Regions from separate parts of the Homo sapiens genome. Here region 1 is linked to region 2. A link is an interaction called in ENCODE POLR2A ChIA-PET data of the cell type or tissue named here. Cell type or tissue: Panc1. All regions are shown on one strand. Each heading gives the region's core, and the rest is flanking DNA. Links, peaks and the distances in the headings are about the cores only.

Region 1 (8,198 bases), core at 1,560-5,559, 110 kb before region 2:
GTTGCTGCTCACCCTCCTTGCCCCTTATTCTTGTTACCATTTAGTCACCATCTTACTACCATAGATCACTTCTAATAATGCTTATGATTTTGCTATAATTTTGTACCATCTTTCCTCAGACCCTTCTGCCATGGAAACCTTTTCATTATCTCACTTTATTCAGCATCTGTCACTAACCTGACACACCTACCTATGGACATCTTTTGGAGCAATTAAATAGCAATGGCATATTCTTTGTGATGTAGTTAGGAAATTTTCTGATTTCCCATAGGAATGTCCTGAAATTAAAATGTATTTTTTAAAAGACAAGTCAATTGAAGATTTTCATATTTGACTGAAAGCTAATTTTATAGGAAGTTCCCACTTGACTATACTCTCTGCTGACATTTTTATTTTTCAGTTGTCCAAAGAATACAAGAGGCTGGCCCAGTGGTGTGAGCTCATCTGCCTTTTTCAGAATATATTCTTTTCAGCTGTCATTTAAATCATCATCCTTATTTAAATTTTTGTCCATGTTCCTTCTTGTACTGGTGTCAAAACTTAATATTTTAGTCAGACATGGTGGCAATGTGCCTGTAGTCCCTGCTACTCAGGAGGTTGAGGCAAGAGAACTGCTTGAGTTCAGAAGTTCAAGACTGTAGTTGCACTATGATTGTGCCTGTGAATAGCCACTGCACTCCAGTCTGGACAACACAGCAAGACCCTGTCTCTAAAAGAGTAAAAATAAGAAAACCCAGCTGGGCATGGTGGCTCACATCTGTAATGGGTGGCCCATGCCTCCTGGCACTTTGGGGGGCCTAGGCTGGAGGATCACTTGAGCTCAGGAGTTTGAGACCAGCCTGAACAACACAGGGAGATACCATCTCTACAGAAAATAATAATAATAATAAAGCCTGGGTGCAGTGGTTCATGCCTGTAATACCAGCATTTTGGGAGGCCGAGGTGGGTGGATCATTTGAGGTCAGGAGTTCGAGACCAGCCTGGCCAACATGGTGAATCCCCACCTTTACTAAAAATACAAATATTAGCCAAGTGTGGTGGCAGGTGTCTGTAGTCCCAGCTACTTGGGAGGGTGACACAGGAGAATCCCATGAACCCAGGAGGTAGAGGTTACAGTGAGCTGAGATTGTGTCACTGCACTCCAGCCTGGGAGACAGAGCGAGATTTTGTCTCAAAACAAACAAACAAAAAAAATCAGGCCAGGTGTGGTGGATCATGCCTGTAATCTCAGTACTTTGAGAGGCTAAGGTGGATGATCACTTGAGGTCGGGAGTTCAAGACCATGGTTAACATAGCAAAACCATGTCTCTACTAAAAATACAAAAATTAGCCTGGCATGGTGGCACATGCTTGTAGTCCCAGCTACTCTGGAGGCTGAAGCAGGAGAATCGCTTGAACCCCAGGAGGTAGAGGTTGCAGTGAGCTGAGATCACACCACTGCACTCTAGCCTGGGCAACAGAGTGAGACTCCATCTCAAAAAAAAAAAAAAAAAAAAATTAGCCAGGTGTGGTGATGCATGCCTGTGGTTCTAATATTTTAGCTTTAAAGTTTGTCTTTTAATGTGTGGAGAGCTGGTACTATGTAAGAACAATAAAATAATTATAGTTGTTATAACTCTGATAGTCACCATCTGTGTACACTGTAGAGGAATGTTGGCACTGCAGTCTTTTGAGTCACATCTGTCTCTGCAGGTAACCATCCTATAAGCAGCCTAATTTTTGAACATAGAAGACAGTGATATGTATAATTATACAAATTTGACATATTTGTCAATAAAGATTTTAGTTTCTTTTAGATTACTTTTTCTCAACCTTTTAAAAAATCCTCCCTCTCCCGGCCTTTTAGGCCTGTTTTCTAATTGTTCTCCCCATGAAAATTTAATACCAGAGATATACTATGTATCTGTTTATGTACTGTAGATATATCTGCTTTCTGCATAACGTAAATACAGTACTTTTTTTTACCCCAACTCTCCATCTCCTCAACTCATTGAGAATACATGTTTTATACTAATTTAAAGCAATCATAAAATAGTGAGGCAGAAAAATACTGTTTGGTCATGCTTTATATGTTATAATAATAGTTTTAAAGGAATGACATTAGTATAATAAGTTATAGGTTTTTCATAAGATTGTTTTAACCTAGGAATTTACTATCTTGAGAGCAGCCATGACAAAGAGTACCTTGCTGGGGCTGGTGAGGGTGTAGCGTTTCTCCAAGTCCCTCTGATAAAGATGAGGTCCTTTGCTATGGGCAATTGATGTTTTCTCAGTCTTATAGAAAGCATCAATTACAGCATCTTTAGAAGACTTTATTTATCTGAAATATGTAAACTAAATGAAATCACAGAACTTTCTGTGCAAACTCAATTCAAGGCAAGTCCTTGAGCCTGGCCTTGTAACCAAATTACCAGCCATTAGTTATTCTTACATAGAAAATAATTTCTATGAACTTTGATTTTTTTTAATTAATATAATCCTACTATCCTTAAAAATAGGATAGGACAAAACTAAGGAAACAGGGTACAGTATGACCATATTTACATTGAAAAGTCATATTGAATAGAAAAAAAAGCCTGACAAAATAAAGTTATAAATATACATTCCTAATTTGGCTGCTTATTTTTAAAAGAATAGATACTTTGTGAATACACTAAAAACCACTACATTGTACACTTTGAAAGGGTGAGTTTTATGGTATGGGAATTTATGTCAGTAAAGCTGAGATATATTAATTTAAAAAACCACCTGAGCTTTAAAAACAAAGATTAGATAGAAGAAAAGAATGGTTTTATATCCAAGAACCTTTAAGAGCTTTTTACATTTTTAGATTTTTTTTTACTTTTCTTCCTCAAAGAACAAAAAATAAAATTAAAAATTGATAGGTAAAAATGTTCCTACCTGTTTTAAATTTAGAAAAGTAAGCACTTCTTGGAAAGAGCCAATACCCACAGTTGAGAGAATGTGGGAGAAGGGAAGATGAGTCAGGCCAGCATGTCACCAGCTGCTCAGTGGCCTGGCATAGAGCCACCTCATTGTTTTTTATCCAGCAGCGCTGAAAGTGTTTCCTTTCTCTTTCCACTCTGACTCTGACCTTTCGATTCCTTTGGATTGCATATGTTCCGTGGAGTAAGGCAAGCACAAGGATATGTCAGACATATCTCTCCTTGAATAGATTTTTGTGACCACAGACTTGACATTTCAAAACTGAATGAGTCTGAGGCTTTTTAAACTGCAAATTCTTCCTGATTTTTCCCATTTCTGTCATAATCTTCAGCTCTTAAAGTATGTTTTTTTTTTTAATCTCGTATCTTTTTTTTTTTTTTTTTTTTGAGACAGAGTCTCACTCTGTCACCCAGGCTGCAGTGCAGTGGCGCAATCTCAGATCACTGCAACCTCCACCTCCCAGGTTCAAGCAATTCTCCTGCCTCAGCCTTCTGAGTAGCTGGGACCATAGGCATGTGCCACAATGCCTGGCTAATTTTTGCGTATTTAGTAGAGACGGGGTTTTGCCATGTTGGCCAGGCTGGTCTTGAACTCCTGACCTCATGTGATCCACCCATCTCGGCCCCCCAAAGTGCTGGGATTATAGACATGGACCACTGTGCCCGGCCCTATCTTGTATCTTTTTTTTTTTTTTGCGCCCCCGAGACAGAGTCTTACTGTGTCACCCAGGCTGGAGTGCAATGGCATCGTCTCAGCTCACTGCAACCTCTGCCTCCCGGATTTGAGCGATTCTCCTGCATCAGCCTCCCAAGTAGCTGGGACTACCACACCCAGCTAATTTTTGTTGGCCAGGCTGGTCTCGAACTCCTGACCTCGTGATCCTCCCGCCTCGGTCTCCCAAAGTGCTGGGATTACAGACGTGAGCCACCACACCCGGCCTTTTGTATCTTTTATATAGAACTTTGCCATTGTTTTCTGTTCTTTAATGGCTGTGAAGTTACTCTGGTAAAGATGATTTTAGGTTTTGAAGTAGTTGGTGCTAGGTTTGACAGGCAGCAGGTGAGTGGTGTGGATGTCCATTTGAGGAAAATGGAAACATCTGTTTGACTGAAATATTTTTTCCTGCAGACCTCCCATGTAAGTGAAATTTACACTATTAAACATGATTTTTAGCATGTTACCTATGAGGAATTACATGCTGAGCATAGATAAGTACATTCTTTTAGCATGAAAAGATTATTTCAGCTTATGGATGAACAGTCTTAAAGTAGTAAAAACATAGGGCAGGCATTTTGATTGAGGCAATTATACTGTAAGAGAAAAGAAAGTAGAAGTTTTAGAGGGTGGGGCTTTACTAAGAAGGCTTGTAAGAGGTGATGTCATAAGCAAAAGTGTGTGAAAAAGCAGAGGACGTTCGAGGTCTGGGGAAGGAATGGATGATACCGTTAAGTGAGAGAAGGGTGTAGAAACTAGATGAGTACTGTTCTATAATTTTGCCAAGGAGTAGCTTTGAGGCTTTTCCTATTTTGTGATTTGTTTACCCATCTATCTGATGAATATTTAGTGAGTGCCTAATATGTGCGAAGTATGTATTTGTTCCTGCCATCAAGGAATTTATATTTGCAGTGGAGGGAGACAGACAATAAAACATGTATAATGTGCCAGGTGGCAAATGCTTTGAAGAAAAATAGAGGAGAGTGAGGGGTAAGGGGTTACCTGTCTCACAATGTCGGGGGAGAGGGGGTAGGCCTCACAGACAGGTGAATTTTGAGCAGACTTGAAGGAAGTGAGAAACCCATCATATGAAATGGGGAAATTGCCTCATGGAGCAGGCTTTGAAGCAAGGATGTGCTGGGCAGTTTTGAGGAACAGAAGGGCCAGCATGGCTGGAGTGGAGTCAGCAAGGGGAAAGCTGGAGGAGTTGAGGAGAGAGAGGAGAGAGGGCAGCTGGGGGATAGAGAGTACTGGGGTGTATCTCCCATGGCCTGGTAAGGACTTGAGATTTTACTGAGTGAGATGGGATGTCATGGAGGATGGTACTTTCGTAGCATGTAGTGTAGTGGAAAGAGCTTGGATTTGGTGGTAAGGGAGCTATGTTTACTCCTTTCTCTGCCAAGGATCAGCTATATGTTCTAGTGTCAATTTCTTTACAGGTAATCAGGGGCTGTTCCCTTATCCCATCTGTGCAGGAATAAATGAGATTATTTTATAAGGTTCTTAGTATAGTGGTTGAAGATACATAGTAGCTAATATTGTCACCTATATCGTTATTGTAAATATTAACAAAGATTGAAGATACCAGAACAATTTCTCCATTTAACAAGTCTGTTGACCCACTTGAAAAAGTGGTTTTGTAATATTTCTACTTTGTGTGTGTGGCTGAATAAGTGCCATGTGCCATTGCAGACCTGGTTCAGGGGGCTTACAGTGAAGATCAAGTAGGTTTCTGTGATAGTGCTGGCCACTATGACACTTTCTGTTACTCTCTGAAAATGTAAACAATACCCTGTTCAACAGGCAATGTTTGCTTCTCCTTTGGGAGGTAACCCAGACTATACAGTAGTCTCCCCTTATCCTCAGCGGATACATTCCAAGAGCCTCAGTGGATGCCTGAAACTGGATAGTACAGAACCCTATTATCTACTATGTTTTTTCCTATACAAACATAGCGATGGCAAAATTTTAATTTATAAATTAGGTACAGTAAGAGATTAACAGTAACTAATAATAAAATAGAACAATTATAATAGTATGCCAGCATTGCTACTCTTGTACTTTGGGGCCACTGTTAAGTAAAATAAGGGTTATTTGAACATAAGCACTGTGATACTGCTAAAATGGCTACTAAGTGACTTACAAGCACTTTAAGTGGCTACTAAGTGACTTACTAGGTAGTGTCTACAGCATGGATATGCTGGACAAAGGAATTACATTCTTGGCAGCAGGTGTCCCCAACCCCCAAGCCATGGACTTGTGCTGGTTGGTGGCCTTTTAGGAACTGGGCCACACAGCAGGTGAGCAGCAGACAAGAGAGCATTAACACCTGCGCTCCACCCCCTGTCAGATCAGCAATGGCATTAGATTCTCATAGGAGCGTGAACCGTATTGTGAACTGCTCATGTGAGGGATCTGGGTTGCACACTCCTTATGACAATCTAATGCCTGTTGATCTGAGGTGGAGCAGTTGCATCCCAAAACATTCCCTTTGCATGCCCCCATCCCCCCACCGTCCATGGAAAAATTGTCTTCCATGAAACCAGAACCGGTCACTGGTGCCAAAAAGGTTGGGGACCACTGCTTGGTGGGATGGAGCTGTGTAGTGTAAGATTTCATCATGCTGCTCAGAATAGCATGCAACTTAAAAACTTGTGAATTGCTTATTTTCTGGAGTTGTTCATTTAATTTTTTCAGATTGCAGTTGACTGTGCGTAATTGAAACCATGAAAAGTGAAACCTTGGATAAGGATTTCTGTAATCAGTTACATCCCTGCCCTCATAACGCTTAAAATTTATCAAGGACTGTAAACTCAATGTTTGGCACATAATAGGTACTCAATCTAAGCAAATAAATGAAGAAAGAAAGAATAAACATATAACAATACTGTCACTGTATACATGTACCTTGTGAATAACCTTCAATCAATCTAAACATTTACTTTTATGTTTTTTCTTCCTTTATTATTTCACATTTTCCTTGCTTATTATATGAGAGTCTGTAATCGGAAACTTAAACCTGCCTCTTAGAAATTGGTTAGTTTACAATTTACTTCCCTCCTTAAAATCGTCCAGTGGTTCCTTGTCACCATTAAGTCCAAATTCCCTAGCTTGTATATAAGACTATCAAGATAGGACCCTTGACCTGTCTGACTTCATCTCTCACTGTCTCCCACTTAGAGACTGTGCTTCAGCCATGCTGGGCTACTTTCCAGAAAAAATTTTACTTAATGAGCCTTTGGCACCATCATGTCCCTATCCCTTCTTTGCCCTCACCTCTACACATCTTGCAAAACTCAGCTTGAATAATCGTCTCTTCTACCTGGCCTTCCTTTGTGCGTTACCCCTTTTCTGCATCCAGAGTGCCCTATACTACCCATCTCTGCCCTAGCACTTATTGTGTGGTGACGTAATAGTTTATAGTCTCGTGTCCCCCCATTGGATGAAGTTCCCTAATGGGAAAGCTATAGGTTTTTTTCTTTGTATATTTAACAACCGCCACAGTGTCTGCTGCATACCAGCTACTCAATAAATGTTGGATGTTATGGAGTCTACTGTATTTATTAAATTTGGGAGTTGACTGTAAGGCCCAGATCCATATGACATGGACTCCCTGTTTTCCTTTCGTCATTTTCTGTGCATTTTTAAAAATTTAGTAAATGTGTCATTCTGTCATCCCTTGGTTCTATATTCTAATATGGATTCCCCAACTGTAAGCTCACAAAAGCTCGAATAAAATAGAAATCTCTCTGGATCAAATTCTGTGAGGTTTAACTCTAATATTACTAACCACCAGCAGATGTTTCTAAATTATTTGGCATAATTAGATAACAAATTCCACTTCATTAAACTATTGTTCATTTTCATTTCAGTGGTACAAAGGGATTGTACATAAATTAGCTTGGTTTGTTCATGTTTTACCCTCACAGTAGGGAACATAATCAAACTGAATAGGAATTCAGTATGAAAATGGCTAATTTAACCTTTTCGAGGTCTGAAAATAAAAACAACATAATCTTTCATTAATTTGTCTGCTACAGGAACCTTCCTATTAGTTTTTAGATGGTTGTGAGAAGAGCAGATATAAACAGCAGTTTAAACATTAACATTTTTAAATGGATTAAAAAACCTTTTATTTCTGTTATTTATTAATGCCTCTTGTTTTTCTAGGAAGAATTTGAGGCAATTTACAAAAAGATTCAGTGCAAGAAGATTGAAACAATAATCATGGGAATTTGTTTTTCTCTGTCTTGTGTCATTAGGTTCTTCCTCTCCTTTGGGTTGTTTCCCTCTGATTGTAGCTGTGATTTGCCATTCCATATGGTAAAGCCTTTTTCTTTCTTTTTTTTTTTTTTAGTTTTGGTACCCTCTCAAGCACTGTCATGTGTTTTTTTGGTGCTCCTCCCATTACCAAGGACTTATTGAAAGAGAAGTCTCTGTATGCTCCCCTTCCACTTTCTACATGTCTGTTTTCATCTCTTCCCAGCCACGGTGCCACAGATAATAATTAGTTTTTAGGTGTTTGTGAATGTCATTCA
Region 2 (8,198 bases), core at 1,867-5,866:
GGTCATGTTATGTATGTAATTCTTTTAATGTGCTGTTTAATTTGGTTCACTAGGTTGGTGAGGATTTCTGTTTCAATATTCATCAAGGATATTGGTCTATAGTTTTCTTGTAGTAATCTTTGTCTGGCTTTGGTATCACAGTAATGCTAGCATCATAAAATGAGTTTGGAAATATTCCTTCCTGTCTTAGTCTGTTTGTGCTGCTGTAACAAAATACAGCAGACTGGGTAATATATAGACAATTGATGTTTATTTCTCATACTACTGGCATCTGGTAAATCCAAGACCACGGTGTTAGCACATTTAGTGTCTGGTGAGGGCCCAGACTGTGCTTCCAAGATGGCAGTCTGAACACTGTGTTCTCACATTGTGAAAGGAACAGAAGGGAAAAAGGGCCAAACCCTGGGTGAAGCCTCTTTTATAAAGGCTTTAATTCCATTTACAAAGTGATTGTTTCATAAAGGCCCCACCTCTTAATACCACTGCATTGGAGATTAAGTTTCAACATTAATTTTGCAGGGGACACAAACATTCAAATAATAACACTTCCTCTTCAAATTTTTAGAAGAGTTTGAGAAGGAATGGCAATTATTCTTTTTTAAATGTTTGGTAGAGTTTTTCACTGAAGCCATCTGGTCCTGTCCTTTTCTTTATTGGGAAGCTGTTGACTGCTGATTCGATGTCCTTGCTAGTTACAGGTCTGTTCAGATTTTCTGTTTCTTTATAATTCAGTCTTGGTAGGTTATATGTTTATGTGAATTAATTCATTTTTAGGTTATCCAGTTTGTTGACATATAATTATTCATAGTAATTTCTTTTACTTTTTATTTTTGTGGCATCAGTTGTAATATTTCTTGTTTCACTTCTGATTTTAGTCTTTGCTATATTTTTCTTAATGGCTTGTCAATTTTGTTGATCTTTTTAAAAAACTAACTCATAGTTGGTTTTTTTTCCTCTGTTGTTTTTCTAGTGTCTATTTTGTTTATTTCAGCTCTAATCACTGCTATTACCTTCCTTTTGCTAACTTTGAGTTTTATTGGTCCTTTTTTTCCCCTAGTTCCTTGAGGTGCAAAATTATTTGATTGAGATCTTTCTTTTTTCATGTAGGTATTTACCACTATAAACTGCCTCTTAGTTCTGCTCTTGCTGCATCCCAAAAGTACGTTGTGTTTTTCTTTTCTTTTTTTTCTTTTTTTTTTTTTGAGATGGAGTCTCGCTCTGTCACCCAGGCTGGAATGCAATGGCATGATCTCGGCTCACTGCAACTTCCACCTCCCGGGTTTGAGCAATTCTGTACCTCAGCCTCCTGAGTAGCTGGGATTACAAGTGCCCACCACCAAGCCCAGCTAATTTTTGTATTTTTAGTAGAGACAGGGTTTCACCATCTTGGCCAGGCTGGTCTTGAACTCCGGACCTCATGATCCACCCATCTCAGCCTCCCAAAGTGCTGGGATTACAGGCATGAGCCACCGCTCCCGGCCTATTTTCATTTGTCTCAAGATATTTTCTAGTTTTCCTTGTGATTTCTTCTTTGACCCATAGTTTTTCCAAGAGTATATTATTTGATTTCCACATATTTGTGAATTTTTTAGTTTTTCTTTTTTCTTTTTTTTTTTTTTTTTTTTTTTTTGAGATGGAGTCTTGCTCTGTCGCCCAAGCTGGAGTGCAGTGGCACTATCTCGGCTCACTGCAAGCTCTGCCTCCCAGGTTCGCACCATTCTCCTGCCTCAGCCTCCCAAGTAGCTGGGACCACAGGCGCCCACTACCACACCCGGCTAATTTTTTTTTTTGTATTTTTAGTAGAGACAGGGTTTCACCGTGTTAGCCCTACCGTGTTAGTTTTTCTACTGCTATTGATATCTGGTTTCACTTCATTGTGATCAGAAAAGATACTTGGTATGATTTAAGCCTTCTTAAATTTTTTAAGACTTGTTTTGAGGCCTAACACATGATCTAACCTGGAGAATATTCCATGTATATGTGAGAAGAATGTGCATTCTTCTGCTGTTTGGTGGAGTGTTCTGTATGTGCCTATTAGGTTCAGTTGGGGTATAATGCTGTTTAAGTCCTCCTATTCCTTGTTGATTGTCTATCTGGTTTTTCTACTCATTATTAAAGTAGGGTATTGAAATTTCCTGCTATTATGTTACTATGAATTTCTCCTTTCAATTCTGTCAGTGTTAGCTTTGTATATTTGGGTGCTCTAATAGGTGCGTATATATTTTTTCTTCTTCTTCTTCTTTTTAAAGATGGTCTTGCTGTATTGCCCATGCTGGTCCCGAACTTCTGGGCTTAAATGATGCTTCTGCCTCAGCCTCTTGAGTAGCTGGGACTAGGGCAGGTACATGCTACTGTAGCTGGCTAAGTGCCTATAGCCTTATATTTATACTTACTATATCTTCCTGGTGAATTGACCCTTTTATTATCATGTAATGTCCTTCTTTGCCTCTTGTAACAGCTTTTTACTTAGTAAAAGTCTATTTTCCATGATACAAGTATGGTCACCTGCCTTCCTTTGGTTACCATTTGCATGGTGTATCTTTGTCCACCCTTTCACTCTTGGCTTGTGTGTTTTTACATCTAAGGTGAGTCTTTTGTAGACAGTGTATAGTTGCATTTTGCTTGTATATTTATTCAGCCACTCTCTATCTTTCAACTGGAGAGTTTAATCCATTTACATTTAAACTAATTATGGATAATGGAGGACTTACTATTGCCATTTTGTTAATTGTTTTTTGCTTATCTTATAGCTATTGTCTCTCTTCTCTGGTTGCTTTCATTTTTGTTTCATTGTTTTTTTATTGATATGGTTTGATTCCCTTCTCATTTTCTTTTGTGTATTTCATATATATACATACACACACGCGTGCACACACACACACACACACATATTTATTTATTCTGGTTAGAATTCTTCAAGCTTCTTAAATTTGGATTTCTATTTCATTTCCTCAAACTTGGGATATTTCTTCAAATTAGCTCTGCTGCTTTTTCTCTTTCTGGAATTCCCATAATGCATATATTGATACACTTTGTAGTATCCCATAAGTCCCTTAGGATTTCTTCACTTTTTTTGGTTCATTTTTCTCTTTATTCTTTGAGGTCAATAATTTCAAATGACCTGTCTTTAAGTTTGCTGATTCTTTCTTCTGCTTTATAAAGTCTGCTGTTGAATCCCTTTTTAATCCATTTATTGTATTCTTCAGCTATAGAATTTATTGGTTTCTTTTTTATAGTTTCTGTGTCTTTGTTGATTTTATTTTGTCATGCATTTTTTTCCTTGATATTGTTCAGTTGCTTATCTGTGCTGTCTTGTAGATCATTGAATTTCTTTTAGACACTTATTTTGAATTCTTTTTCAGATATTTCATAGATATCCATTTATTTGGGTTTAGTTTCAGGAGATTAATTTTGTTCCATTGATTGTGCTATTTCCTTGTTTCTTCATATGCTTATAAGTTCATTCTTGTTTTTAGCTGAGTGTGTTTGAAAAAAAAACCACCTTTTCCAGCCTTTATGGACTGGTTTCATACAGGAGAAAACCTTTATGAATTAACCTGTGTAGAGATTCTAGGGGCCTCTAAAACCTTTTAGGGGAGATGTGTTTTCTCTGGGCTTGTGTGTGTAATTTCCCAGTTAGAGAGATTTGCTGGTTTCTTTTTCAGGAGCTTTTAATCTCTTGCTCCCTCTGGTATCTGTGAGTAGTTTTGCAGGTTCTTGGTCTACAGCAGCAAGCTGTCCCACTCTCCCCTGAATCAAGTGAGACGTTAGTCCCTTGAATAGCTTCCTGAAAAGTTGGAACACCATATTCATACTCCACTCTTCTCCCTCCCACCTTTTGTGGATTCACACCGGGCTGCACTGGCTTCTCTGTGGCACCATAAGACCTCTTTTGCTGCTGCAAACCATCCTTACATTACCAGTTCCATTAGTGCTTTGAGTGAGTGCCCTGAGGCAAGAGGAAAAACAATCCTTCAAGAAACCCTCTAAAAAGCCAACATTGCATGCATGTTCCACTCTTCTCCCCACTGCTCTCCCCCATCACCCAGAAGCTGCAAGAAGAGCTTAGCTGTGCAGCTTGGGGAAGAGGTTATTGTGGATAAAGTGAAATGGCTCTTCTTACCTTTCAATGCACCTCCTTCTGGGCTTTGCATTTACCTGGAGTACTGCAACTTCTTAACTGGTTTCTGAAGTTCTCTTAAAGGTATTTTGATTTGTTGATATATTACCCTTATCTTATTAAATGCACTGAATGTTTGTTTTGATTTGTCTCCCCTCAAAACCCCATATTGCCCTTTCTTCCTTGAGTATAGTAGAACAGATCTATGAATGCTTCATGTTATCCCCAGGCTACAATCGCCGCCTTATGGTTCTTGTCATCCTTCCGAGTGAGTGTTTCTCCCTCCTCTTGTTCCCCATCTGCTCTTATTTCAGACAATTGTGTAGGTTTTGGCTCAGCTTCTGCTCTCAATTGTGGTCATTCTCCAAGATGCAGATTGACCTTTCCTGCTAGGACTTTCAAAATTTTGCCAAGGGTTCCAATAACTGTTTGCTGCCAGGTTTTTAGGTTCACTAGAAAAAGAAAAAATGTATTTATGACTCAAGTGTTTTGATTTTTAGAGATGGTACCTAATGTACAAGGTTATATATTTGAGTCTCTATTGAACATGTTTTTTTCCTGGTGCTTTTGATCATATAGTTATTAATTTATTTTCTGAAAATATCTTCACATATTCTATAAATATACCTAAGTGCAGGCACTACCTATAGTAAATATTTATAAGTCTATCTGTCTTTAAAAATGAACTAAGGTCCTCCAGGGCAGAAATGAAGTCTTGTACATCTTGGTTTCCTTAAACCTTTTGCAGTGGTTGGCATATACTGGGCTTATTTAGTAGAATTGCATTGAATAATAAATTGTCAGACTTAGAACGCTTTTCTGTGATACAGTTCTTTGCATAAATAGGAAACTGCAGAAATCTATTTTTCATTCCGTTTACGACTCTTGTCTTAGGATCTCTTAAGTAGACAGATATTCATGATTTCTTTGTTATGTTGCTCTAAAAGATACATAGCCTAATTATGGGGCTTTTGATAATCTTTTTGGCCCTGTGATTTTAAATAAATATAGGTGGTTGATTATTCAGAAAATGCCTTGCAGTCAGACAGTCCTGGATGCAAATTCTTTTTTACATTTTCTATATGACTTTAGGCAAGTTACTTTATCTCCCTAAGTTTCAGTTTCCTTATCTATAAGATGAGGATGTAATAATAGTAATACCTCCTAGAGACACTGGAGGGATTATTTGAGTTAATACATACATAGTGCCTAGGATATAACACTCAAAAAGTATTAGATAGTATTATTAAAATAAACACAGAAATACATTCTGTATTACATTTTAAGCCTTTTGCTTATTAGCCATTACAAATCAACAAGTGGTAACTATTGTTATGTTGATAATTCTTTTTTTCATCTAATAGGTTGATTATATCTGATGCCTAATATCTTCATTAGAGAGAAAAAGCTAATTAACCCCAGAAACTAAGTAGCAAATACAAATATGGTTTATTGCTTTTCCATAGTCAGAAATCCTAGTCTAGTTGTATTTAAAGTCTGATAAGAAGAATCGCCATCAGCTTAATGTAATTTTTTATCTTAAAAACTTAGCTATCCAAGCACAAAAGAATACATGTTATGTAATTCCATTTATATAAAATAGAAAATTATAGTAACAGAAGTAACAGAAAACAGATTAAGTGGTTAAATAGGACAACGCCAAACTGCAAAAGGGCATGAGGAAGCCATTGGAGGTATTGGAAATGTTCTGCATCTTGACCATGATAATAATATATGCCAAAACTCATTGAATTGTGCACTTGCAATGGAAGCAGTTTATTCTATGTAAATTATACATTAATAAACTGATTTTTTTAGTAAGACATTTTTTTCTGAGAAAAATGTGATACTTTGCTGATTGTTAATGAACACTAAGTCCTAAACCTAAGGCATGTACTTGACCAAATTTAGGCCTGTGTCTGCTCATTTATAGTAGCATCCTGCCCATATGGAAACCAGACTGTTGGCAGCATCAGACCTCCAAAACATGGTCCTGAAGCTGGAAATAAATGGGAAATGCCTAAATACCCATCACAAAACCCATGCCTTTATTGCAAAAGAGTGCTCAATAATCCCAATCAGAGTCTATTTAAGACAGTTTTATATAAAACTTAATAAATCCTTTTGTCTTGTTTCCAAGCTTACAGTGGATAAAAAGCGAATTGGAAGGAGAACACAGTTAATAACCTGCAAGGAGGATTTAGAAATATAAAACTAGATCTAAGAACTAGAAGTTTAATAATTGGGGTCAATTTAGGTAAGAGAAAGGCAACTCAATACACTACAATAGTCTTTGGGATATTTCTGTATTCAAACACTAATATGTTAATAAACTTGAGTCACCAAGAAAAATGTTAAATTGTATTCCACATATGATACTTAGGATGGTGTAATTTATATGGAAATGATTAAATAAAAGCATTGTATTGTTTAACAGAATTAAATAGGGATCTGAAAAACCTGCATATGAATTTGTGGGTTTGTGTTTATACACACACTCACACTTATACATGTATAGAACTCTATAAGCACTCACACTCATGTTTTACTCTGTGCTTTTGTAGACTTCTGTCATGGTGTGACTTTTTATCCTGACATAGTAGTAACCTCATTTATAATAAGATTTCAATTAGCTTTTAATGGGACTGATCACCAACTCTTGAATATGCCAAGTCTATTATTCAAACATGTTGATTATTTCTAGGCCTACTCTAGTTTTTAAATGATTGGAATGCATGTAAAATACTTTTCTGTAAGTACAAATATAAATTTATGTAGTAGTGGGACACAGTATTTAGTATTGGTCCTGTGGTTTAGTAGTAAAATGAAACATAGTAGGTAGCACAAGTTACTATAATTGGCTCACTAAATTAGAAAAGTTGTTTGTAGGCCAGGCTCACGAATGTAATCCCAGCACTTTTGGAGGCTGAGGCAGGCAGGTCACACGAAGCCAGGAGTTCAAGACCAGCCTGGCCAACATGGCAAAACCCCAACTCTACTAAATATTAGCTGGGCTTGGTGGTGCACGTCTGTAATCCCAGCTACTCGGGATTACTTGAATCAGGGAGGTGGAGGTTGCAGTGAGCCAAGATTATGCCACTGCACTCCAGCCTGAGGTCAGGGAGACTCTGTCTCAGAAAAAAAAGAAAAATTGTATATCACTTATTTACTCCCAAATGTCAATAGAAAAAGCAGCTTCATATTATATAGGTCATCACACTAAGACCATTATGGCTCTGTAAATGGCAAACACTCTATCATGGTAATTATCACTTTTTAAATTATGTCCAGCAAAACTACGGTAACCTGATTATATTTTGGCAGTTATATGTAATTTCTCTCTCTCTATATATATATATTTTTTTTTCTTTTTTTTGAGACCGAGTCTCGCTCTGTCGCCCAAGCTGGAGTGCAGTGGCGTGATCTTGACTCACTGCAACCTCTGCCTCCCGGGTTCAAGCGATTCTCCTGTCTCGTCCTCCTGAGTAGCTGGGACTACGGGCGCCTGGCTGATTTTTTTTTTTTTTAGTAGAGATGGGGTTTCACCATGTTAGCCAGGATGGTCTTGATCTCCTGACCTCGTGATCCGCCCACCTTGGCCTCCCAAAGTGCTGGGATTACAGGCATGAGCCACCGCGCCCGGCTAATTTCTGTGTATTTTCAAAAATTCTTTTTATTGTTACATATAGCTAGCTAACTTAGGGGAAACTATTTATGAAGTCTTTACTAATTCTATTCCACTTACTTAGGAGGCATGATATATGCCAAGTACTATGCCAGTCTCTGGTGCTTTAAAGTAAGTAAAACTAATAACCGATTCTTAAGGACTCATAGGCAATAGTGAACCATTAACAATTTTCAAGAGGGAAAAATCATGTGATAGGATCCCTCAAATGCATAATATTAATTATCACAGTATGTGTCCCGTAATTTTTTCTGTTTTACTGGATACTTAATGTGGGTTTGGCCATTTATGGATGTTGCTGCCAGATGTATATATATGCTGGTACATATAATCACACACATTGTCTAGGATATTACCTAGGAGTAGGATTTATATGTTGTAGGGTATGTATAT

The links. Peaks named below come from ENCODE experiments on the same cell type or tissue, not always from the same donor. Only the 100,000 strongest peaks of a DNase experiment are listed, where the experiment ranks them.
Region 1: POLR2A ChIA-PET joins it to region 2 with 8 read pairs; 3 of 35 experiments call an interaction of 5 or more read pairs at or near these places.

The regions. Positions count from the first base shown.
Region 1 is chr2:174,993,437-175,001,634 of GRCh38, reverse strand. All of the region lies in intron 1 of CHN1 (chimerin 1), which reads left to right. Among named protein-coding and RNA genes, the nearest start is that of CHN1, 7.8 kb to the left of the region's middle. In Panc1, for the core only: no CTCF peak of the experiment used is centred there; a DNase peak (open chromatin) is centred at 3,074.
Region 2 is chr2:174,884,573-174,892,770 of GRCh38, reverse strand. All of the region lies in intron 5 of CHN1 (chimerin 1), which reads left to right. Among named protein-coding and RNA genes, the nearest start is that of CHN1, 120 kb to the left of the region's middle. In Panc1, for the core only: no CTCF peak of the experiment used is centred there; no DNase peak of the experiment used is centred there.